Regions from separate parts of the Mus musculus genome. Here region 1 is linked to region 2. Evidence: chromatin loops called from intact Hi-C (ENCODE). Cell type or tissue: heart. All regions are shown on one strand. Each heading gives the region's core, and the rest is flanking DNA. Links, peaks and the distances in the headings are about the cores only. Region 1 has its middle 36 kb from the start of Zbtb14. Region 2 has its middle 8.1 kb from the start of Gm36392.

Region 1 (12,335 bases), core at 2,979-10,978, 470 kb after region 2:
CTGGCTAGTTTTGTGTCAACTTGACACAGCTGGAGTTATCACAGAGAAAGGAGCTTCAGTTGGGGAAGTGCCTCCATGAGATCCAACTGTAATTTCTCAATTAGTGATAAAGGGGGAAAGGCCCCCTGTGGGTGGGACCATCTCTGGGCTGGTAGTCTTGGGTTCTATAAGAGAGCAGGCTGAGCAAGCCAGGAGAGGCAAGCTAGTAAAGAATATCCCTCCATGGCCTCTGCATTAGCTCCTGCTTCCTGACCTGCTTGAGTTCCAGTCCTGACTTCCTTGGTGATGAACAGCAGTACGGAAGTGTAAGCTGAATAAACCCTTTCCTCCCCAACTGCTTCTTGGTCATGATGTTTGTGCAGGAATAGAAACCCTGACTAAGACGAGTATCTTTCGGTTACTATAAGCATCTGGGAAGTCAGCTGCCAACGCCCTCCTAACCTAAGCTTAAGAGTGGAGCGCTGAGTAATGACACAGTGTGCCCCTATTGTGTCCCTCGCTTTTACACTTCTAAGAACAGGTGTGGATTATGCCATACCTCGGGTAAGGCAATTGTAGCATCTGGCTTAGAAAAAGACCTTGCCATGAAAGATACAGAATAACTTAGTAGCCTTTTATTATCCTAAACTGTCCTTGTAAGGTTGTCTTCAGTTTTCATTGTGCTAAAATACATTTTTCATCAAGTTTTATCACCTTAGTCATTTTAAAATATATTGTTTATGACATTAAACATATTCCCATTCTTCCCAGCTCTCATCAGCATCTATCTCCATATTTTTTTATTGCCCCCAAATGGGGCTCTGCACCACTATTCACCAACTGCCCACACCTTCCTCATGTCGTCCTCGAAACCACTACGCTCCTTTCTAAGAATTTGGCTACTCTAACGTTGAGGGATTCATAACACAGCATTTGTCCTTTTGGCTTATTTCCCCTGGTATCATGGTTTGCCTATAACGTAGCATGCATCAGAATTCCCTTACTTCACAGTAGTCAGCTTTGTATAGTTGGAAAATTAAGACAGCCTCATCTATGTGTGTGATATCTGACTGGCCCATTCATCCTTCCGTGATCACGTGGCTTGGTTCTCATGTTTGACTACTATGAATATTGCCAGTGCGTGAGTTAATACATGTTTTTAAGAGCTTAGTTTCAGTTCTTTTGGTATATGCTCAGAAGTAGGTGTGTTAAACTTTATTAAAATTCTATTTTGAGTACATTAAGGAACTATAGATTGTTCTCCATTGTGGTCACATCTTTTACATTCCAACTATTACAAGGTTTTCTGTTGCATGTACTTAAAAAAAAACAACTAATAACCACAACATGGTATCTCATTATAAATGTAATTTGCATGTCTATATTCATAAGTAATGTTGAATATTCTATATCCTATATAGTAATTTGTATTTGTTTTCCAAGCAAATGTCTATTCATGTCCTTTGTCCATTTTAAAATCAGAATGTTTGAGCTAGAAGATTTCTCTCTATATTCTGTATATGAACTTCTTATGAGATGTAAAACTTAGAAACATTTTGATTTCTGTGGATTGCCTTTTTCTTCTGTTGATAGTGCCTTTTGATTCACGAAGTGTTGAAATTCTGAGGGAGCCCAGTTCATCTATTTTGTTGCCTATGTTTTTTTATATCCTATCCAAGAAATTCTTGTCAAATTCAATGCTTTCCCCTAAGTACTTTATAATACTATGTCTTGTGTTTGTGATTTTAACTCATTTGTGGTAGATTTTGCACTTGGGTCTTTTGCGTATGGATGTCTAATTGGCCAAATATCATCTGGTGAAAAGACTTTTGTTTCTTTACTACATGCTCTCAGAATCTGCTGAAAAACACTGGACTATACACATGAAGGTACCTGCAGGCTTTTTGTTCTGTTGCATTAGTCTGTGTCTCCGTCTCTCTCTACCACACTCTCTTACTGGCTAAACGTTATAAGCTGTTGTTTGTTGTTTAAAACAAGGTCTTTCTATATAGCCCTGGCTCTTCTGAAACTCAATGTGTCGACAAGGCTGGCCTTGAACTAACAGAGATCCACCTGGCTCTGCCTCCTGACTGCTGGGATTAAAGGCACGCCCTAGCACACCTGGCTTTTATATGTTTTAAAATTGGAGATTATAATAACATCCACTTTATTCCTCCTTCTCAATATTGTTTTGGCTGTTCAGGGTCCTTTGTGATTAAAGAACAATGTATTTGGGGAAGGATTTTTTTTCTTGCTACAAAGAAATTGAACTTTTATAGGAGTTGCGGTGAATGGATTGACTTTGGACAGTGTGCTATTTTCCTAACAGTGAACCGTGAATCTTCCAATCCACAAACTGAATATGCTCTTCCATTTATGTCCGTTTTCAAACTCTTGTTAATTGACTAAATTTGCTCATTGACTACTTTCTATGTGCTTATGATACATTGTGTCTATTCTTATATCTATCATTCTTTCCCCAACACAGGTGACCCTTTCCCACATGCATGTCTTTTGCTTTTATAACCATGTCTTTATGCAGTGACGTCTGCGTGGCCACAAGTTTGGAACTACCCACTGGAGTCCTGTGGGTTCACCTCGGAGTCCACATCTGAGGACAGTTGCTATCCAGGATATGAATCTGCTGTCTCTTATCCCTAAATATTTTATTTTTTTAAATGACGTTAAAATGAAACAGTTTGCTTAACTTCCTTTCAGACCATTTACTTTTCGTGCTTAGAGACTCAACCGATTCTCTTGCAATATTTAGAAAAATTATATTCTGCAGTTCCGTTGAGCCTCTTTGCCCACATCTGTGTCTCATATTTTGCTGTGCCGTGAAGAAACCAGATGCAAAGTCCCAAGCCGTCAATGTCCATTCTCTGTACTTATGCCATATTTTACAAATTTTTCCTTTTACCAACCTCTGGTTCATGTTGTGTTTTACTTATATGTTATTGGGGTAATAAATAAATGGGGTAATGACCCCATAATGTACTTCTGGCCTTTGAACCTCTCCTTTAGGCTATATAAAAATGATTATTTAATAGAATTTATACACAGGATTTAGATCCAATAGACTGCATCTGTTCTTGTGCCCTATTTCCTATGTCAGCAATGTTCTTAGGATTTTGGTGGACATCAAGGGAAAGAAGAGAAGAGGTGTGGTTTTCACCTAATTGTAAATTTGAACAAGGCCTGACGGTTTTATATTACTCCTGTCATTGACAACTATAATTTTATAGCCTAGGCCGGGTCAATCTTTGAAAGCAGCAGATGACATATCTCCCATGCATGGAGCTAGGAAGCAGCAGCCAGGGATGTTACCATAAGCCAGAGACACTGTGCCATTTCCAGGGCTTTAGAAAGGTCATTCAATCCCTTCCTCTTCCTTGCTATAATGTGATTTTCTTTTGAGTTTGATGTATGTAGTAAAGATAAAAATCATGCATAATATGATATTTTCCTTCTGGACTATAACTTGTGGTCGAGAGTCAATATTATTGAATGAGTGATTTAATGCAGGAATATTGCTGAGCTAGCCTTGTGACCTTTGGAGCATCAGTTGTCATTTTGTAGGATGATTTGTTTCTGAGCAAATTGGATTTTTCAAGAACACAGTGGCTATTCCTTTCTTCTGATATAATAAAACACTTCCTTAACTTGCATGAGATAACCTTATAGATGCATACCCTAACCTCCAGCTTCCCCTAACCCTTAACAGTTCTAAGATCTGACAACTTAAAGGCAAATTCCCCAAACTTAAAAACTACAGAAAATGATATTTTTGCATAAAACTACTTGGTCATATACACAGAGAAATCATAGTTTTGGTGATGGCCTAGATTTTAAGGCATATATATATATATATATATATATATATATATATATAATTTTAAGGAACACACACATATATTCACAGTCTTGGTTAGGGTTTCCATTGCTGTGAAGAGACACCATGGCCAAGGCAACTTTTACAAAGGACATATAATTAAGGCTAGCTTACAGGTTCAAAAGTTCAGTTCATTATCATTAAGTCAGGAAGCAGGGTAGCATCCAGGCAGACATGGCACTGGAGAAGGAACTGAGGGTTCTACATCTTCATCCAAAAGAAGCCAGGGGCTTACTCTCTGTTCTAGGTAGCTAGGAAGGAGGGTCTCAAAGCTCATCCACAATGTGATACACTCCTCCAACAAGGCCACACCTACTCTAACAAGGCCACACCCCCCAATAGTACCACTTTTTGGGCCAAGCATATTCAAGCCACCGCATATATTCATATATGTATATTCGTGTATACATATTTATGTGTATACATATATATATACATATATATGCATATATATATATACACACATACATATATATTCATACACACACACACACACACACACACACACACACTTTAGAAATGTCAGGCAATGTATATTAGACATTTTCCTCCTTGGCTGACTGACACTCTGTTGCTCTTGGCTCATAGGCCCCGCCCCCCCCAATGCACCTCCTAGCGAGACCCCGCCTCCAAACCACGAACCCCCACCCCCCTCCTAGAGTCTCCGCCCCAGGGCGGGGCCAAGGCTAGTGCAACTGGCTAGTTCATCCAGTTCAGCCTTAGCGAATCCTAGCTCCTGGCTCCTCCCAGGTCAGTCCCCACCTCCCTATCTTCTCCACCTTTGTGTATGCCCTTTCTAATAAAATTAACTCATCAGGTCCAATGTGTGTCATCCACATACTCCTAGATGTGAGGCCATCCACCAGAGCCTGCTTGACCTACCAGGGGCTAAGTTCCCTTAAAGAAAACTGAACCTCCATCTCCCAAAAGTCTCATCAAATGGCAACGACTTCTTGGTTGACCTTCCCTCTCTCTGCTGGATTTTTGTCAGGGGTCAAGATTAATTCTGTATATTTAGATTCCCACTTGTCCCAAAACATTTGATTAGACAAGCAATTCCTCCCATACTTGTTAGCAGTGTGTGCTTTTCCATAAATCAGTCATCGATTTTACCGTGGGCTGATCGTGGCTTCTCTGCTCTGTGCTTTCAGCTGTCCTTGTGGACAAACAACACTTAATTTCAATGGCGTTATAATAAATCTTATCCAGCACTGAGGGCCTGAGCAGTGAATTTATTTTCAATATTCTTTGCATTTTTCACTTCCAAATAAAACTTAGAACTAACTTGCAAACTTTTATAACAAAGAAACCTGCTGGAATTATAAGTTGTAACTGTATTGAATATATCGATCAATTTTTGGAGAGCTGACAAACTATTGAATATATCGATCAATTTTTGGAGAGCTGCCTTGCATGTTTTAATTCATTAATATAGATGCTATTCAAAGTCTTTAATACATTAGCATGTCATGCCCCTCCATTTATTCTAAGGTTTCACTAACATGTTTAGAATTGGTGTGTGTTTGTGTGTGACATGTACATGGGTGTGTATATCTGCCAGTAACTGCATCCCTGTGTGCATATATAGGTATTAGATGTAAGTCTGCCAGTATCTGCATTTGGGTATGCATGTATAGATGTTGCATGCATGTCTGGCAGTACCTCCATCTGTGTATATGTGTATAGGTGTGTACGCATGTCTGGAAGTACCTACACACATGTGTGCATGTATAGGTAGGTGTGCATGCATGTCTGGCAGTACTGCACCCATGTGTGCTCGGTATGGAGGTCAAAGGTTGACATTAGGTATCTTCCTCTCTCACTTTCCACTTTATTTTTGGAAACAAGTTTTCTCAGAGAATTTGAAGTTCACTGATGGTCTGGACTGGCTTGTGGTGAGCACTACTGTTTCTGCGTCCAATTACTTAGATCATAGGTATAAACCTATACCTAAGTTTTTTACAGAGGGACTGAGGATCCAAATTCAGGTCTCCATGCTCTGTGCAGCAATCACTTACTTCAAATACAGTGTCCCAGCCTTGCATTGTTACATTTTGATACAATGATTTTTGCATTAAGCATTTTTTGTTTAATGCATTTATCCCTATACATGTTTGAGAGTTTTAATTAATATTTTTAAATAATTTAAAATTTTATTAATAATAATTATGCATATTCACAGGGCATAGTTCTTGCAGAGGACCTGAGTTCGGTTCCTAGTATCCACATTAAGTGGCTCACAACCACCTGAAATTCCAGAGCCAGGGGATTCAATGCCCTTTTCTGGTCTCCTCCAATACAGGCACACATACACACACACACCCCACAGAGATACATAGACCACTGCAAATAATAAAAGATTTTTAAAACATCTTTATGTATACATTTATCAGGACAAGGAAGAAAAACCTGTTCACTGAAAACTCTAAAATGTCACTGAGATAAATTAAGTAAGACATAAATCAGTGAAAAGTCTTGCCCATATTTGAGGTTTAGAAAAACGTAGGTAGGACTGGTCACATGACTTAGCGTAGTTTTCCTATCAGAACTGCAGCTAGCTCGTCCATGGAAACTGACAAGCTGATCCTAAAACTCGTGGGTGATAGAAACCAGAAGAGACAAAGCAACCTCAACAAAGCACAGAATTGGAGGATTCATTTCCTCATCTTTCTTATTGGATATTTTATATTTTTATTGGTTATTTCAAATGTTATCCCCTTTCCCGGTTTTCCCTCCAGAAACCCCCTATTCCACCCTCCCTCCCCTTGCTTCTATGAAGATGTTCTCCCACCCACCCTGGGGCATCGAGCCTTTCCAGGACCAAGGCCCTCTCTTCCCATTGATGTCCAACAAGGCCATCCTCTGCTACACATGAAGCTGGAGCCATGGGTCCCTCCATGTGTGCTCTTTGGTTGGTGGTTTAGTTTCTGGGAGCTCGTGGGGGTCTGGCTGGTTGATACCCAAGATACAGTTCACAGACCGCGGTGAAGCTCAAGAAGAAGGAAGACCAAAGTGTGGCTGCTTCAGTCTTTCTTAGAAGGGGGAACAAAATACTCACGGGAGGAAATACTGAGACAAAGTGTGGAGCAGAGACTGAAGGAAAGGCCATCCAGTGACTGCCCCACCAGGGGTTCCATCTCATATACAGTCACCAAACCCAGACACTACTGTGGATGCTGGGAAGTGCTTGCTGACAGGAGCCTGATATAGCTGTCTCCTGAGAGGCTCTGCCAGTGCCTGGCAAATACAGAGGCAACTCACAGGCAACTATTGGACTGAGCACGGGGTTCCCAATGGAGGAGTTAGAGAAAGGACTGAAGGAGCTGAAGGGTTTGCAACCCATAGGAAGAACAACAAGATCAAGTCCTCATCTTAAAGCTCAAGGCTTGCCTCTTGTCTTTGATAATCAGGCGGTGCCCTGCTGTGTTACTAGTTTGGCTTTCTGTACTTCCCTATCTGATTTCCTCCTCACTGCAGTGGGACCATTAGCTCAAAGCTGTCTAGGGGCAAACCTCGAGGTCTTACACATCCATTGCATTAAATAGACGCAAGATAAACACATGCTTAGCTAGGCAAAGTTGCTTACATAACACAAGTCCATTCCTAACGCTCTCTGTCTATACAGAAGACAAACTCTGTAGCAATTAAAAAACCCACACTTCTGCCCTTTGGAGACACTGGGAGGTCCCCCAACCCTCACCACACCCCGCACCCCCAAACTCCGCTTGCCTTGTCTGGGAGGAAAATCATCCCCTCCAATCACCTGTCTCTGTGGGAGATCCCTTGCTCTCCTCCCCTTTGGATGGCGACCCTGCAGCGCAGGCAGCCTTGAGGAACCTGGGCATAAAACACTGCCATCTTGTGGCTTAAAAGTTATCATACAAGTGAATGAAACAGAGTTGAGCATTCATAAAGAGAGCTTTAATATTATGGTCAACTGATGTCTCACACGGATGCCCCAACCACTTGATGAGAAGGAATAATCTTTTCAAGAAACAATAATAGAACAACTCAAGAATCACATAACATACAATTTCCTCCAAAATGATCATGACTTTAAATATAAAAAAGTAAAGACTAAAATCTCTTAGTAAAAAACAAGAATAAATAATTGTGGCCTTGTGATTTGTTTTTATAAGACATTAGAGATGAAGGAAGAAATGGTAAATTAAATATCAGAAAAATGTTTGTGCTTAAATTAATACCATGAGGAAAATAAAAAGCATACACAGAAATTCCGCAGCCAGCCTCACAACACCTAGAGGCAGCTCCACTCCCAGGCACTCCAACACGCCCAGGATCAGAGATCACAGGATCCCAGGAACTTGGTCACACCAGGATCTCAAGGTCCCAAAGGCAGCTTGACTCTCAGGAGCTCGGACACAATCAGGATCTCAGTGTCACAGGATCCCAGAATCACAGGATCACAGAGACAGCTTGACTTGGAGGAGTTCTGACACAACCAGGATCACAGGAAGGACAGGCTCCAGTCAGACATAGCCAGAGCAGGTAGCACTAGAGATAACCAGATGTCAGGAGGCAAGCATAAGAACATAAGCAACAGAAACCAAGGTTACTTGGCATCATCAGAACCCAATTCTCCCACCATAGCAAGTCCTGGATACCCCAACACACTGGAAAAGCAAGATTCAGATCTAAAGTCACTTCTGATGATGATGATAGAGGACATTAAGAAGGACATAAATAAATCCCTTAAAGAAATACAGGAGTACACAGGTAAACAGCTAGAAGCCCTTAAAGAGGAAACACAAAAATCCCTTAAAGAATTACAGGAAAACACAATCAAACAGGTGATGGAAATGAACAAAACCATCCAGGATCTAAAAATGGAAATAGAAACAATAAAGAAGAAACAGCAAAGGGAGACAACCCTGGAGTTAGAAAACCTAGGAAAGAGATCAGGAATAATAGATACAAGCATCACCAACAGAATACAAGAGATAGAAGAGAGAATATCAGGTGCAGAAGACACCATAGGAAACATTAACAAAACAGAGTCAAAGAAACTGCAAAAAACAAAAAGCTCCTAACCCAAAACATCCAGGAAATCCAGGACACAATGAGAAGACCAAACCTAAGGATAATAGGTATAGAAGAGAGTGAAGATTCCCAACTTAAAGGGCCAGGAAATATCTCCAATAAAATTACAAAAGAAAACTTCCCTCACTTAAAGAAAGAGATGCCCATGAACATACAAGAAGCCTACAGAACTCCAAATAGACTTGACCAGAAAAGATATTCCTCCTGTCACATAATAATCAAAACATCAAATGCACTAAACAAAGAAGGAATTTTAAAAGCAGTAAGGGAAAAAGGTCAAGTAACATATAAAGGCAGACCTATCAGAATTACACCTGACTTCTCCCCAGAGACTATGAAAGCCAGAAGATCCTGGGTAGATGTCATACATACCCTAAGAGAACACAAATGCCAGCCCAGGCTACTATACCCAGCAAAACTCTCAATTACCATAGATGGAGAAACCAAGGTATTCCATGAAAAAACCAAATTTACACAATATCTTTCCATAAATCCAGCCCTACAAAGGATAATAGATGGAAAACACCAACACAAGGAGTGAAACTACTCCCAAGAAGAAGCAAGAAAGTTATCATCTTTCAACAAACCCACACAAACTAATTCCACCTCTAACAAGAAAATTAACAGGAAGCAACAATCACTTTTCCTTAATATCTCTTAATATGAAAGTTAATATTACCAATTTATCCTAATCAATTGAAATTCAAAAATATGAGGAATTAGAAATTTGTCGGCTGTCTAATTTAGTAATGGGAGAAATAGGTCCAGTATTATACAATCCATATACACTTTCTGCTTGTTTGTACATGACAGTGCCACATAATGGCCTTAAAATTTTGCTTCTCCTATCTTAGCCTCTATATTAATAGGATTATTTATTTGATGTTTTGACACCATGCTGTGGTTTTCAGAACAGCTTACACATTTCAAAATTATTTATACAGCCAAAAGAAAAGTAGACAATTAATTTGGGAGGTGGCTTGTAAGAGAACAACAAAGAGTGAGACTGAAGGCTTTGCTTGATATTTATAATTATTGTCTCAATTTTGAAGGCTTTGCTTGATATTTATAATTATTGTATCAATTTTGAAGAAGGGGACTTTATAAGTTACTCTTAGTCTGAAATGAATGCTTTTGAAAATCATCACAGCCAAGGAACCAGAATCTTACCCTCGCCTAACGTCTGTGCCACCCTCCAAGCAGAACCATTCTTCATTGAAACAGTTGATGAATGACTTCATGGATAGACCATCTCAAAACACACACCATTTCTTAAATGAATGTAACCTGTTCTCTGCCGGCTGAGAATGACGACAATCACTCAAGTCAAATAGCTTTGACCGTAGCAGGAAATCTGTATCCAAAAATCGTGCCTACAGTTAATTCCTTGGTACAGCAGAACTGTCAACTCTTAGCTTATCTATCTACTATGGAGGTAAAATCCTTTGATGATGTGAGGGATATTCAAGTACAGCCTTATTACAATGAACTCCAATGTCCAAAAACTGTTCTTATTTTGTGTTTATACCACAGTAAGCCAAGATTTTAAGCTCTACTACAAACAAAACAAACAAACAAAAAGACTGTATCTATTTATGTTCATTAAAAAACTAATAGTGATATATTATTTTAAAATATATGTTAATATATTTTAATATATATTTAAAATTTATATTGAGAAAAACGTATGTATTTTCAGTATTGCTGTAGACAAATATCTACATAAGACTGTTCAACTGATTGTTGCTTTATATCAAACAACTTTTATAATACTCATTTTTATTGTTACAATATTTTATAAATTTTAAAGAATATGATAAAAAACGAAAGGTATTGCAGGTTTTGAAGGGGGAGGGCTCTCCGGGAGGAGTTGGGGTACAAAAGGGAAAGAAGAATGTGATGTAAGTCTATTTACTCAAAATATGTTTTTAAATGTTAACAAATTCAGATAAATTGAAATTATGTATCTTTTCTCATCATAATGCAATAAAATTTAAATCAAAGGGAGAAAAGCATATAGGATGAAAGCAGGTAATTAAGGGTATTTCTAACAAGTGCTTTATATCTGAAATATAAAGCTTATCGTTACAATTTAATAATAAGCAACTCAACTGAAATGCTCACGGACTTTGGTAAGGTATTGTAACCAAATCAATACACAGCACACAAATAATACATGGATAGCAATAAACACATGAAAATATGCACAACCTCTTTGTCTTGTTAATTTTATATCATTTTACTTACGCACACATGAGTCTAAATGATGCTGTGAGGGTGAGCCCCTTGTGATTTCCTTTAAACCAATAGACTGGGGTGATAGTTATTGTCCAACATGTGTGTGATTCTTTTCCAGGCAACTGAAGGCCACTGGAGAAAAGATTTAGGTCTCTTGAGAAAAAGTTCAGCCTCAAAGACTGCATTCACTTAAAAACTGCAGCATCTGCTGCTCTCTGCCCCTAACCTGATAGCCTACTCGGCAGAGTTTAGACCCAGTGGTCCCCATGGTCATGTGAGTCAATCCTCCTATATTTAAGTAAATTGCAAGATAGATAGATACTAGGTTATATAGTAGATGATTGATAGATAGATGATAAATAATAGATGATTGATAGATGATTGTCACGTAGATAATAAGTAAATAAATAATAAATGATTGATATATAGATAATAGGTAAATGGGCTAGTGAGATGGCTCAGTGGTTAAGAGCACTGACTGCTCTTCTGAAGGTCCTGAGTTCAAATTCCAGCAACCACATGGTGGCTCACAACTATCTGTAATGGAATCTAATGCCCTCTTCTGGTGTGTCTGAAGACAGCAACACTGTACTCATATACATAAAATAAATAAAATCTTTAAAAAAAGATAATAGGTAAATGATTAATAGATATATAGATAGATAGATGATCAATAAAATAGATAAATGGATAAATAGAAAATAGCTGTTGGATAAATGATAAATGACTGATAGATAATAAAGAGATGATAAATATGTACACACATAGATGCTACATGAAGGTATAGGGGGCACATTTATTATAGTGACTTTATGGTGTTTATTATTTAAAATAATTTTTGACATTAGATATATTTTGATCATATTCTCTCCTCCCCTCTCCCCCCATCTACCTAAAATTTAAGTTCTTTCTAAAAAAATCAAACAAACAAAAACCCAATACAACAGAATTCTCTGAAACCAAGAAAACAAGATAAAGTATCACCCCAAAAGAAAGAAACAAAACTACCAAACTATAACCAAATGAAAGGGAAAACCGAGGAGTCCACTCTATGTTGTTCTGCTACTCCTGGAGGTGCTTTGCCTAAGTCTGTCCTGCACCTTCTTCTGTGTAGCCCCTGTCTCTCTCTCTGTCTCTCTGTCTCTCTGTTTCTCTGTCTCTGTCT
Region 2 (12,335 bases), core at 1,405-9,404:
CTCGTCCCTTTCCTCTATTGCATTTGGTTATCCTGGCAGAAGCTCAGGTATTGGCATGGAGCAAAGACACTTGTCAACTTATCAACGGCAGAAGTCTCACATGAAACGCACATGCTGCGCAGGCGATTGATTTCTTTTCAATATCAACCATAGTGATGATTCCATTTGGCCTTTCATCATCTAATGCTAGGTAGGAAATCGTATTGCTGCACCTGTTGAGATCTCTGACCTAGAGCTGGATGAAGAAGCACATTGGCATCGATATTTTCCAAATAACCTCTTGGCTGGTATTCACTGCTCCTGTTTATGTTCCCAGGAGCTAGATATTTGGGACCGTCATGGTGTCAGTACCCAGATTCTTGCCGTTTCTCATGGATCATACATCAATTGTAATGAAGACTTCTGTTATCAAAGAGCTGTATTCACATTCTTTTGTAAAAATCTGGACACATCTTTCTACAATCCTGGACTGTAGGAAAATCTCCTTAGTGCCAATTAGGAAGCAGGGGAGTATCATTTAATTAGTAAGAATATTTAAGCATGCTGAAATTTTCCATCAACAGACTAAAGTGAAGCACAAGAACATCTTGATGTTTTCTAGAAATACTTTCCATAAGCCAAGGTTTCTCAGTCTTCACATTATTGGCATCTGGGGACATATGATTTATAATTGTAGAGGCATCCCATTCTGTAGGATGGTTAGCAGCATCCCGAGCTCCTACTTAGGAAGACAGTCGTTTCCTGTTCTCCAGGGTAGGAAGTCTCCAGGAATTATTATGAATTATTATTTATCTTCATATTCTCCCCTGCTGAGAACTACTTATTACAAGAATACTGATGAAAGGAAATACTGAAACATCAGCCATTGCCCAGATCTCCAAGGGGTGATGGTTAACTAACAAATCGCTGCACTGCAAGAAAAATGACAAGAATTAAAACATCACACACACACACACACACACACACACACACACCTCCTACATGGGGAGCAATATGGAAATATTTCATTCAGACTGTATCTCTCCCCAGTACTCAAACTTAGGGCATGGGCTTAGAACCCACCTGTCATATGCTCTCATGTTGTCATTTTGAAAGACTTATTTCTTTCTTGAAGATCAAGAACTGGTGATACTTGCCCTGGGTCACTGGTAGCTTATGCCTGCTTTCAGGACCTCTGATTTAGTGGGCTGATTCTGAGAGTGAAGAGGAGGACACAGACATGTCTCCAGTGGGCTCCAGGTATAGCATGATGCTTAACCCAGAGACTTCTAAATGGGGGCCCACTCATGGCCTGTCTCCATGTGGATATTACTCATTTTCTAGAATCCAGGTCCCTCCACTCCAATGATCCATCAAACTGTAGAGAATGGTCACTGTACCTACAGACAAGCATGGCATTATTAAGTCCATTTTAGTTTTCTGGGAAAGCTTCTCCAGGGGGTATGCTAACCCCCCACAATGACTGTCAGAGATCATGACAAAGTTTCCTTAGTTTTGTGGAATTGAGTATACAATAGAATGAACCACAGCCCTGCAATATGAAAACAGTAAACCTCTAATATGATGTAGCTAGGTCTGGACAGAAGTACAAGAGAAACCAAGCCCTGGCCTTACAAAACAATTACAATGAAAGCCACTATCCAGTCGACATGGTAGCCACCATTTAAAATCATAGCTAGCTCTGTCATTTTGGACTAATGGGACCCTTCACGTTTATTATGGTCAACAAGGACAATGTCTTTATAATGCAATGGGAAGAAGTGATCATTGTTGAGTGTTTCAGGTTTGTTGTAAGGATTAAATGATCTATTACTTGTAAGCCAGTCCTGTTTTGGGAACAGCAGTAGGGTCTGAGAAACTCTAGAATGGCTAGAATCTTGTTATCACAGGGTTAACGGGTTAAGAGTGGCAGTGTCATGCCCACTTCATTAAGTATCTCAATAGGGAGATCTGAAGATTTGGATTGGATACTGTTTTAATGTGTCCACCAACTATTCCTACGCTGGATTCCTGGTTCCCCAGTATGTTGGTCTTAAGATACGGTAGGGCCTACTAGAAGATAAGTCATGATAAAAGATCATTAGGAAGTTGCACGCATCAGCAAAGATTCGGGCAGTTCTGTTGGGGCCCTGGTTAATTCTCATGAGAGAACTTCTATAAAAGAGCAAGCCAGACACTCCTCAGAGTCTGGTCCTGCCTTACCAAATTCTCTCTTGTTTCTTAAGCACAGCTGTTGTAATGCCATGGGCCTTGGGACACAGGCAAGATCGCCATGCTTTTGAGCTTTCAAAAAACCTCTTTACCTTATTTATTTCTCAGCCTCATAATTTTCTTATAACAACAGAAAACTAACATGCACTGAGGTAGAAGTAAAAAAATGCTAGAAAGGAAGTTAGACATCACTCAAGAATTTTTCCTTTTAAAAAATTGAGAATTTCATATATATGTGTGTGTGTGTGTGTGTGTGTGTGTGTGTGTGTGTGTGTAGAGAGAGAGAGAGAGAGAGAGAGAGAGAGAGAGAGAGATTATTTTATATAGCACACACATATATAATTTTCTGAAGTCTTCTAATTCTTTAAATAAGGCCCCCTTATCTCTTTATCATATCAATTATCTACCTATCCATCCATGTATCATCATCTATCATCTATCTATATCATCTTCTATGTATCTCCTCTCTCTATGTATCTATTTATCTTTATATATCTATTTATCTATGAATTACCTATGTATCTATCACCTACCTATTATCTATCTATCTATCTATCTATCTATCATCTATCTATCTATCTATCTATCTATCATCTACCTAAATCATGTATCATTTTATTTGTACTGCTGTTTCTGTCCTTGTGGAAAAGCCTAAATACTAATTTATTTCCATAAACAACCTAAATTTCCCTTTTCTGAATAAAACAATAAACTGACACCTTATAAAGATTACAAGGTGAATATTTGGGGGAGGCCAGTATTTCTTCTATTATACACTATGTCAAAAGCTTTGATACATGCCCAAGAGCATGAAGTGCTTCCCACAACCAGGGTGTTGCCCTCCTAATGAGACTTAGAGCCTAAAATCTCCCTGAAGCCCCTGAAGCTTTTTTTAACTTACAAGGTAGTAGAGGGCAGGATGGAAGGCAAACTTTCAAAGAACCAGAACAGCTGAGGCTGGGCTAAAAAGTCTCCTGATTCAGAAAGAGGTTGGTTCAAATGTCAAGAGAAAGACTGTCCTTTGATTCACAACTGTTTATGTCCCTGGCTATGCAGAAGAGCATGGTCCGAGTGTTGTCTAGCAATTTCCTCCACGATAAAACATCCCATTTGAAGGGAAACTTACTAAGGTGCACAGAGAAAAGAAGCATACCTTAGCAAGGATGCTCTTTAATCTCAGAGAGCAAACACGTAAAGACTTCAGGAAGTCCCTAAAACTGATTAGCGTCACTAGGCTCCACCTTTCATGCCTATATAAGCAGAAAGGACTGCTGGGAGACTCTCCCAGACCAGGTGTGCTCCCTTGAAGAGACAAAGATGAGAGAACTTCTTGGAGGAGGCTCAGATCACTTGAGCTGCCTGAGTCTCTCCAACCTGCTCAGCTTTCTACAGGTTGTATTATGAGCTCCGGGTCTCTGTCTTTCATGGGTCATCACACATGCAGGATGGGTCAGCTTACTGAGAGTGTGTTGAGTCACCTCAGCTTCTGTAAGTACCTCTTCACCAGTATCCCTGCAAGTAGCCCCAATAAAACACTGACCAAGTTGGTCTTTGGCGGTGTCCTTATTTTCATCCATCATTTGTTTCCCCACTTGGTGTAGCTACATGTTTGCTCATATCTCCCCAGGAATGTCACACAACACTGAGGTTGACTTAGAACACGTCAACTTACTGGCTAGCTGAGTCCTACTAAAGTTGCCAGAAAGGTTTGACAACTATCACAACTGCAAGTCAGACTACAGAAGTTCCTTTCCCAGCTGGGAGCCTGGGAATCAGAAAGGCACAACATTTATGAAGTAAATGTCACTAGCTTCCACTTCAAGCATTCTTTTCGAATAGAAACCATGAAACGTGGCAGGGAAATATGGCCTAGGCTCCAAATAAGAGAAGGGTCGCCAGTAGCAAATGTGGGTGACCTAGACACTAGGGTGATGGTCAGACAGGGTTGTTCACCTCATTCTGACAGAGCTGAGGGGAGATTAACAAGTAACTGACCTCTGGGCAGTAAAGCTGTGCCTCATGGGAATCTGGGTTACCAATCCGGAAGCTACTTTGTACCTACTGTAGGTGGCCAGGTAAGAAACATACACCATGGGTTATGAATGTCCGGCTTCATACACTCAGAGGACAGAGTCACACATTGGGGAAAGCTGACATCCAGAAGGAATCCTAGAGTGTTTGGCTGAAATTGTAAATACCAGAGTAAGAATCCAAATGTTTAAAAGCAAGTATTAGTATTCAGTGGGGGTTAAAATTAAATGTAAAAGGAGTAAGAGCAGATAGAAAATTGTCCTTTAGACTATCACAGAAGAGACCCAACCGCATATCTTAAAATCTTAAAGCTGGGCATCTTCAGACTCCCAGCAGATCTCCTCAGGAAAATAATTAACTTCAAAGAAAATTGTGTAGCTTGAGAGTGGAGAGCTTCAGAAGTCACCAATAAGTAACCAAGACTAATGCCAATAACATGAAGGGCCACCCCATTATAGGCCCCATTACTATACTTCTGTAGTGTCTGTTGGTAATGTATTACCCAAATCTCTTCACAAGAAAACAGCAGACAAAGCCAAACTCAAGAGATAATCTACCAAAAACAAACAAACAAACAAACAAACAAAACAAAACAGAACAAAACAAAACAACAGCACTCAATAGAAGTCTGGAGAAACAGGAAACTACCAAGGTTCTGCTATGCACTGGAGACAGAGACAAGACAACTAAACACAAGATGGGATCTTAGATTGGATCCTGGAACAAAGACAACAAAAAGCTGGGAAAATCTTAAGTGCAGACAAACAGCTATTGTTTGGTGACTAGGAACATGGAGGTATTCACCCCTCCTTCTGGTCACTGTCCAAGGGTCAGGCTAGATGTTAACAGGAATCAGAACAAGCATGGGCAGATCTTTCCATGTTGTTCTTGCAAGTTTTCTGTAAATCTAAAACTATAGTGTTAAAAGGATCCCAAGGGATCCAGAGGAGAAGAAGAAGAAGAAAAAAAATGAGGCAATATGACTTGAAAGAGAACTTCCAGAAAGGCATATTAACTGATTAATAGATACATAGTAACTGATAAATCTAAACATAGTAAAAACGTTTTAAATGAATCAACTAGAAATGTCAGAACTAAAGAACACCGAGATCTGGGCTGCAGAGAGGGCTCAGCTGGTCCAGGCACTTGTAAGCTACCCCTTCCAGCCTGAGTTCCCACCTGGACTCCCACAAAGTGGCAGAGAACTGGTTCCTGAGCATTGTCCTCTGACCTCCCAACCCACGGGGCACAGTCAGGCACACAGAAAAACAAACAAGAAACAAATAACATTTAAGAGAGCGCTGACAGTTCAAAGTAGGACCCTTTTATAATTGTGCCGCCGCTAGGTGGAGCAGGTGGAGGGATACCTGTGCGACTCGTTTCCTAGGACGTTCTGATAACAGCCACGTTTGGGAACTACTCATTGAATGAACATTATGATAAACGTCACTAAACGTGGAGTATGATGAGGGATCCTAAGGTTGCTGCTGCGTTTGAGGATTTTGATTGCGTTCAGCCGCGTGGAAAGGGCACAGCACAACACAGAAGATGATGGCGGCGGCGGCTGGAGCCAGAGGATCTGTCTTTCAGTGTTCCTCTGCTTTCTCTCTCACCAGAGGCCACCCTTGAGCATATCCCGGTCTCCATGAACAAGAACACTGCTTCTGCCCAGTGAAACCCTTCACAAAGTCTAAGGCTCTTCATAGGAAAAAGTTGTGGGGAGCTGGTCACATAGGTCTCCTCTGTTCAGCACATACTGAAATTTCAGATTAACAGAACAGCAACCACGGCCAGCTAGGAAAAGCTGAAATTACAGAGGCACTGCTTGCCTTCAGTCTCATGGCCTGGCCAATGGCAGTTCCCAAGCAGCCCTCTGCGGGAATGGCATCATGGATCTGACATACTCAATCCCTCATTAACATTGACACTGCACTGAGCCCTTCTGTGAACACAATCACCATGTTGGCTGTTTTACATACATTGCCTCATATAATCTTCGTGGCAATTCTCCACATTGGTATTGATTTTTCTAGAGGGGGATTGAGACTTACAGATAGCCCCCCCCCCCAATTTATACTTACACACTTTAAAAAAATTAATATATTTATTTGTTTACTTACATCCCAACGGCAGTTTTCCCTTCCTCCTCTCCTCCTAGTCCTTTCCCCACACCAAGATGACACTTCAATTCTGGAAAAACAACAACAACAACAATTTAACAAATTAATCCCATTACACAGCATGTAAGCAATTAGCTATCCTTCAAACTCACAGTTTGGTTCATGCTGGCTTGAATCTTTGATTTTTTTTTTTTTTTTTTGAATTACAAAAAGCTAACAGCTACCCTCCTTCTATATGGAACTTTTTTTTTTCATAAAGGGTGTTTCCAAAAGTACCTAAAAGCAAATTTTATAAACCTCCTTTTTAAACAGCCACCACTTATGTAAGTAATAAGTAGTATATATGCATATACCTAAGGTAGACCCTGAGGCTTAATGCCATCCGGTTAGTTCCCACCTCTCTACACTGCTGCACTGGGAGTAAAGGTTTCAACACACGCTTGTGGAAGGACAGCTTGGCACCATAGCAACAAAACATTATCCTCCCCCCCCCCCATAAAACACCTATATTATTCATCCTATAGTACAGCGGAGCCCTCCATGTTCCAGTGGAAGGATTTCTGGATAAGAAGCACATGGGTTCGGTTTACACAGTTAAGTTCTTTCCTGACAGATGCCATCGCTGACCATCCTTAAATACAGAAATGCAGGTAGAGTTTGGGTGTGCTAATTGCACACATGAGCCAGTATATTTCTCTCACTGCTACATTCCACATGGAGAACAGCTGTGACCTGACAGCTTTTGCAAAAATGTATTCAGGTACAGTAGCAGCGAACTGTATCCAGATGCCTACATGCTGCTCTATGTCTGAAAGGAAGCTGGGAGTCAGAAACCAACAGCCATCAGATGTGTCTCACCTTCAGATAAATATTTCATGCTCACAATAACTTTTTCCAAATGCAGCTTGACTTTCAAGTACACTGACACTTGTCCAGGCAGCGATCTGCACAAAACACAAAGGCCAAGGGAACAGCATTTTAATTTAATCACAGGCCCTGTGAATATTCTCCCTCTGTGGGAAAACCAGGGCCTTTGGTACAGAATAGTAATTACAGCCAGTAGATGGCATCTAAAAGCTAGGATAATATTTCAGATCTATATTTAACCCCAGACTTGCTCATTTCCAAAGGTTGACCCTCTAGCGTTAGTCATATTGAATCAATTTTAATTTTCAACCCTATTCACACCAGAGTTGAACTTAAGATTTTTTTCAACCAATAAACTCTTATCACTTTTACTGCTCACATAGTGCTGCTGCAGTAAGCAGACTAACACAATACTACTACACAGTAAGCAGGTTAATGTGGGTTCTCCGAGCAGCTATCATTTAAAACATTAACCATTGAACAAAGGCTTGTCAAGTATCCTTGGTGTTGCCTGATTGAATAAACCAAACTGATAAATCTTGGACCAGGACCAAAAGATATAATGAGTCTCACACCAAACACCCTTCAACTTGGATAAATTCCAGGGGAGTCAACTGAGTTTAAAAGTTTCACAAACAATTATATTACTGAATAGGGCACAGCAGAGAGAGAGAGAGAGAGAGAGAGAGAGAGAGAGAGAGAGAGAGAGAGAGAGACAGAGAGACAGAGAGAGAGAGACAGAGACACAGAGACAGAGACACAGAGACAGACAGAGACACAGACAGAGAGAAGCCAATAGATTGAGTTCTGTTCCATGCAGCTCAATTTGCTTTTGAGTTGCCTGTATTTAGCTATCTGCAATTACAACAAATGAAAGTCATTAAAGACATATTTATTTTCTTACACAACCTCAACAGGCCTCGCCACATATATATAATATTTTTGGAATGCTGTCCACAGTTAAGAGACTGGATATTTTAAAGAGACATTAGCCTTTAAACAAGTGTTACAAGATTTAAGGATGATGAAGTTTTAAAAGTTGTGCTGTATTTTGTATCGTGATATTAACATGACCCCAAGGGGATGCAAAACAAAGAAAAGGTATGGTTTTCAGAGTGATGTCTTTGTCAAATTGACAAGGGTCAATAGTGCTGATCAGTTTTGATCAACTAGATTCAACTGAGAAACTCTCTCCATCAGACTGGTATGCGGGCCTATCTATGGGAAGTTTTTATGGACTGTTGTACAATCCCTGGGCAGGTAGGCCTGGGCTGTATAAAATGACACCTGGGTGTGAGCAAGCAACTTTCTTAGAAGAGCCATCCCTGCCTCTACTGCTTGAGTTCCTCTGTGACTTCCTCAGTGATGGGAAGGATGAGATGTGTGACCCACTCCTCAACCAAAATGAGGCAGACTCCAGGCTCACTTGTCCCGGCTCTGCAACACCCATCAAGAATCAAAGATCTCAATTATGGATCATTAATGTATCTTGGGACAGTTTCTAGGTGTTTCTGTATGTTTTGGTAGATGACTTGTTGACACACTGATTGCATAAATGAAATAGCACTCGTGTGAAAGCAATGAACAAATGTCTGGGGTAGGGTGGGGGGCAAAGAAAGGGAGAGAACCAAGCCAGAGACCTGGTTCTTTAATCATGAGCCACAGAAGAGTCAAATCCCGTGTCATCCTGCAGTAAACGTTACATCAACACTTCATCTGATATTTATAGTATAACAGCAGCCCTGCTGTCTGGGTCCACCAGACATTTCTTCATCCCTCATTCCATCTTCCTACCACATTCTCACTTTCACATCACTCTAAGGTATTTTCTGGTGCTAGTGGCAGACAACGGACCAGAGAATGCTGCTACAACCAGAAGTTTAGAGCATACGACAAACACAGCATCCTTCCAGATCCTGGTGAACCTGCACTATGTCTTATAGATGGGAAGATTACCATTCTATTTCATCCAAGGACGATGGACTGGCTGATACATGGATGCGAGATTCTTCTGTTCTACCCGAGGATGCTTCAGCTAGATACAAGGACTCAGTTCACAAAGAACCTTATAAAAAGACAAAAGCACGTGCAGTGGATATTTCATTAAATGTCGTGCATGCACATGAAATCTTCACGAAGGATAAAGCTCAGAGATTACCGATGCTTGGTATTTTCGTACGTCTCTAAAACATAGAATAAATGAATGTGTGAATGAATAACAGAAAGAGATATGTTTCTGAACCAGAATATTGAAATCTAGAAGTATTACTAGGAAAGATACTAGAGTCGGTAGAAGTTCACAGATGGCTAGGGTCCCTCCAAAGAGCGTCTTCTCAGATTCATGGTTTCTCTAGGACCAAGCTCTTGTTATCAGGGCTGGTCTTAGGCTTTTGTGTGTTTTAGAGGTCCCTCCTCAAAGAACATGTGTGGCTTCTTCTGTGGGGGGAAGTTCAAGCCAAATGGCAACCCCAACATACCTGTTCTTTTTGTTTTCGAGACAGTGACTTGCTCTGTCATTCAGATGCATTGGATGTAGCATGTAGCCCAGGATAGCCTTAAACGTAGCATGTAGCCCAGGATAGCCTTAAACTTGTGATCCTCCTAATTTAGCTCCCCGGGTCTTGGGATCACTTATATGTACCATCATCCCTCTCCAAGATGTCCACTTCTAGCCAGGCGTGGTGGCGCACACCTGTAATCCCAGCACTCGGGAGGCAGAGGCAGGCGGATTTCTGAGTTCAAGGCCAGCCTGGTCTACAAAGTGAGTTCCAGGACAGCCAGGGCTAAATAGAGAAACCCTGTCTCAAAAAACAAAACAACAACAACAACAAAAAGATGTCCACTTCTGGTGTATAACTCCTTTGGTGATTTCAGTTGCAAATAGCCAGCACATGGTCAATGCGTTCAGTGGACACTGCACCACCACAGTTAAAAAAATATATATGGTCACACGATTTTTAACAGATGTGGGACGTCAGATCATGAAGGCTTCATTTAATAAATATTTTACTGATTTTAGGATATGGTTCAGAGGTAGAACAGGCTCAACCATTACAGTGTAGTCATATAAGAAGCTACTTAGGGTGAGTATGGCTTTGTGCCCTGCTACTTAAAGGCCACTGTGGGCTTAATACCTATCAGAGCCAGACACCTGTTCTATGATCCTGAGTTTCTTTCTTAGTATTAGCTTTCTAGGGCTCAGCGGTTTAGGTACGGTGGGACAGGGCTTTGGAAAGCTAATTATACAGGGAACTAAAAAGCCACATGTGGGTTAGAATCCCAATCAGTCCTATGGGTATGTTTCCCCTCCGATGGTGCCTGCTCTGCTCTACTCATTGAAAACTCATTTATACTAAAAAGAACACATCTGGGTGGCTGAAAAGCTTTCAGACACGGGGATTCAATGGCTGTAATTACTCTGCTTCGTGAAGCTGCTCTGGGTAGCTTGAGGACCATCAGGTGGGACATGGGGGTTGCCTGCACACTTCATTGCAAAGCACTCTTCCCTCCACAGCTTCTGATAAACAAGTGATTTACAATCAGTTCCTGAAACGGAGTGCCGGCTGGATTGTTGCCTTTATTGCAACAATCTAAGTAATGACAATATGTGATTGATTAATTGGGTAGCCAGGTATCAAAAGGTTCCCTTGATTATTGTGCACAGGAAAATTCAAAACTAGTATTGTCCCACTTAATGTAAATGGTGTCACATAAAATGTGGCACTATCACAAACCTCTGACTAACACGGAGATGAGGCACAGGGGTCACCCTGTCCCTGTAGAATTTTCTGGATAGCCCAATCCTGCATTTCTCCTGCTCAGACCTCTCAGCTCTCATTTACTTTTTACTTTCTCTGAGATCCAGCCAGCTGGAGTCCTCTTGCCTCTTAGCCGCCTTTATTTTGAAGGTGACTTCGAAGAAAGTCTCAGCATTTTCTTTTTGAAACTGGATTCGGATTCTTCTACATGATAACAACCAGTTGTGCCAGCACCAATTGTTGAAAATGCTGTCTTTCTTCCACTGGATGGTTTTAGCTCCCTTGTCGAAGATCAAGTGACCATAGGTGTGTGGGTTCATTTCTGGGTCTTCAATTCTATTCCATTGGTCTACTTGTCTGTCTCTATACCAGTACCATGCAGTTTTTACCACAATTGCTCTGTAGTAAAGCTTTAGGTCAGGCATGGTGATTCCACCAGAGGTTCTTTTATCCTTGAGAAGAGTTTTTGCTATCCTAGGTTTTTTGTTATTCCAGATGAATTTGCAAATTGCTCCTTCTAATTCGTTGAAGAATTGAGTTGGAATTTTGATGGGGATTGCATTGAATCTGTAGATTGCTTTTGGCAAGATAGCCATTTTTACAATGTTGATCCTGCCAATCCATGAGCATGGGAGATCTTTCCATCTTCTGAGATCTTCTTTAATTTCTTTCTTCAGAGACTTAAAGTTTTTATCATACAGATCTTTCACTTCCTTAGTTAGAGTCACTCCGAGATATTTTATATTATTTGTGACTATTGAGAAGGGTGTTGTTTCCCTAATTTCTTTCTCAGCCTGTTTATTCTTTGTGTAGAGAAAGGCCATTGACTTGTTTGAGTTAATTTTATATCCAGCTACTTCACCGAAGCTGTTTATCAGGTTTAGGAGTTCTCTGGTAGAATTTTTAGGGTCACTTATATATACTATCATATCATCTGCAAAAAGTGATATTTTGACTTCCTCCTTTCCAATTTGTATCCCCTTGATCTCCTTTTGTTGTCGAATTGCTCTGGCTAATACTTCAAGTACTATGTTGAAAAGGTAGGGAGAAAGTGGGCAGCCTTGTCTAGTCCCTGATTTTAGTGGGATTGCTTCCAGCTTCTCTCCATTTACTTTGATGTTGGCTACTGGTTTGCTGTAGATTGCTTTTATCATGTTTAGGTATGGGCCTTGAATTCCTGATCTTTCCAGAACTTTTATCATGAATGGGTGTTGGATCTTGTCAAATGCTTTTTCTGCATCTAACGAGATGATCATGTGGTTTTTGTCTTTGAGTTTGTTTATATAGTGGATTACATTGATGGATTTTCGTATATTAAACCATCCCTGCATCCCTGGAATAAAACCTA

Evidence for each region. A loop is a pair of places that touch in the nucleus more often than their neighbours do. Peaks named below come from ENCODE experiments on the same cell type or tissue, not always from the same donor. Only the 100,000 strongest peaks of a DNase experiment are listed, where the experiment ranks them.
Region 1: it touches region 2 in a loop (4-fold over the local background); 9 of 42 quality-filtered maps call a loop at or near these places.

What each region holds. Positions count from the first base shown.
Region 1 is chr17:69,341,740-69,354,074 of GRCm38, forward strand. No RefSeq gene overlaps it. Among named protein-coding and RNA genes, the nearest start is that of Zbtb14, 36 kb to the right of the region's middle. In heart, for the core only: a CTCF peak has its summit at 7,729 (motif pointing left); no DNase peak of the experiment used is centred there.
Region 2 is chr17:68,876,241-68,888,575 of GRCm38, forward strand. No RefSeq gene overlaps it. Among named protein-coding and RNA genes, the nearest start is that of Gm36392, 8.1 kb to the left of the region's middle. In heart, for the core only: CTCF peaks have their summits at 5,591 (motif pointing right) and 7,420 (motif pointing right); no DNase peak of the experiment used is centred there; H3K4me3 peaks cover 536 bases; H3K27ac peaks cover 400 bases.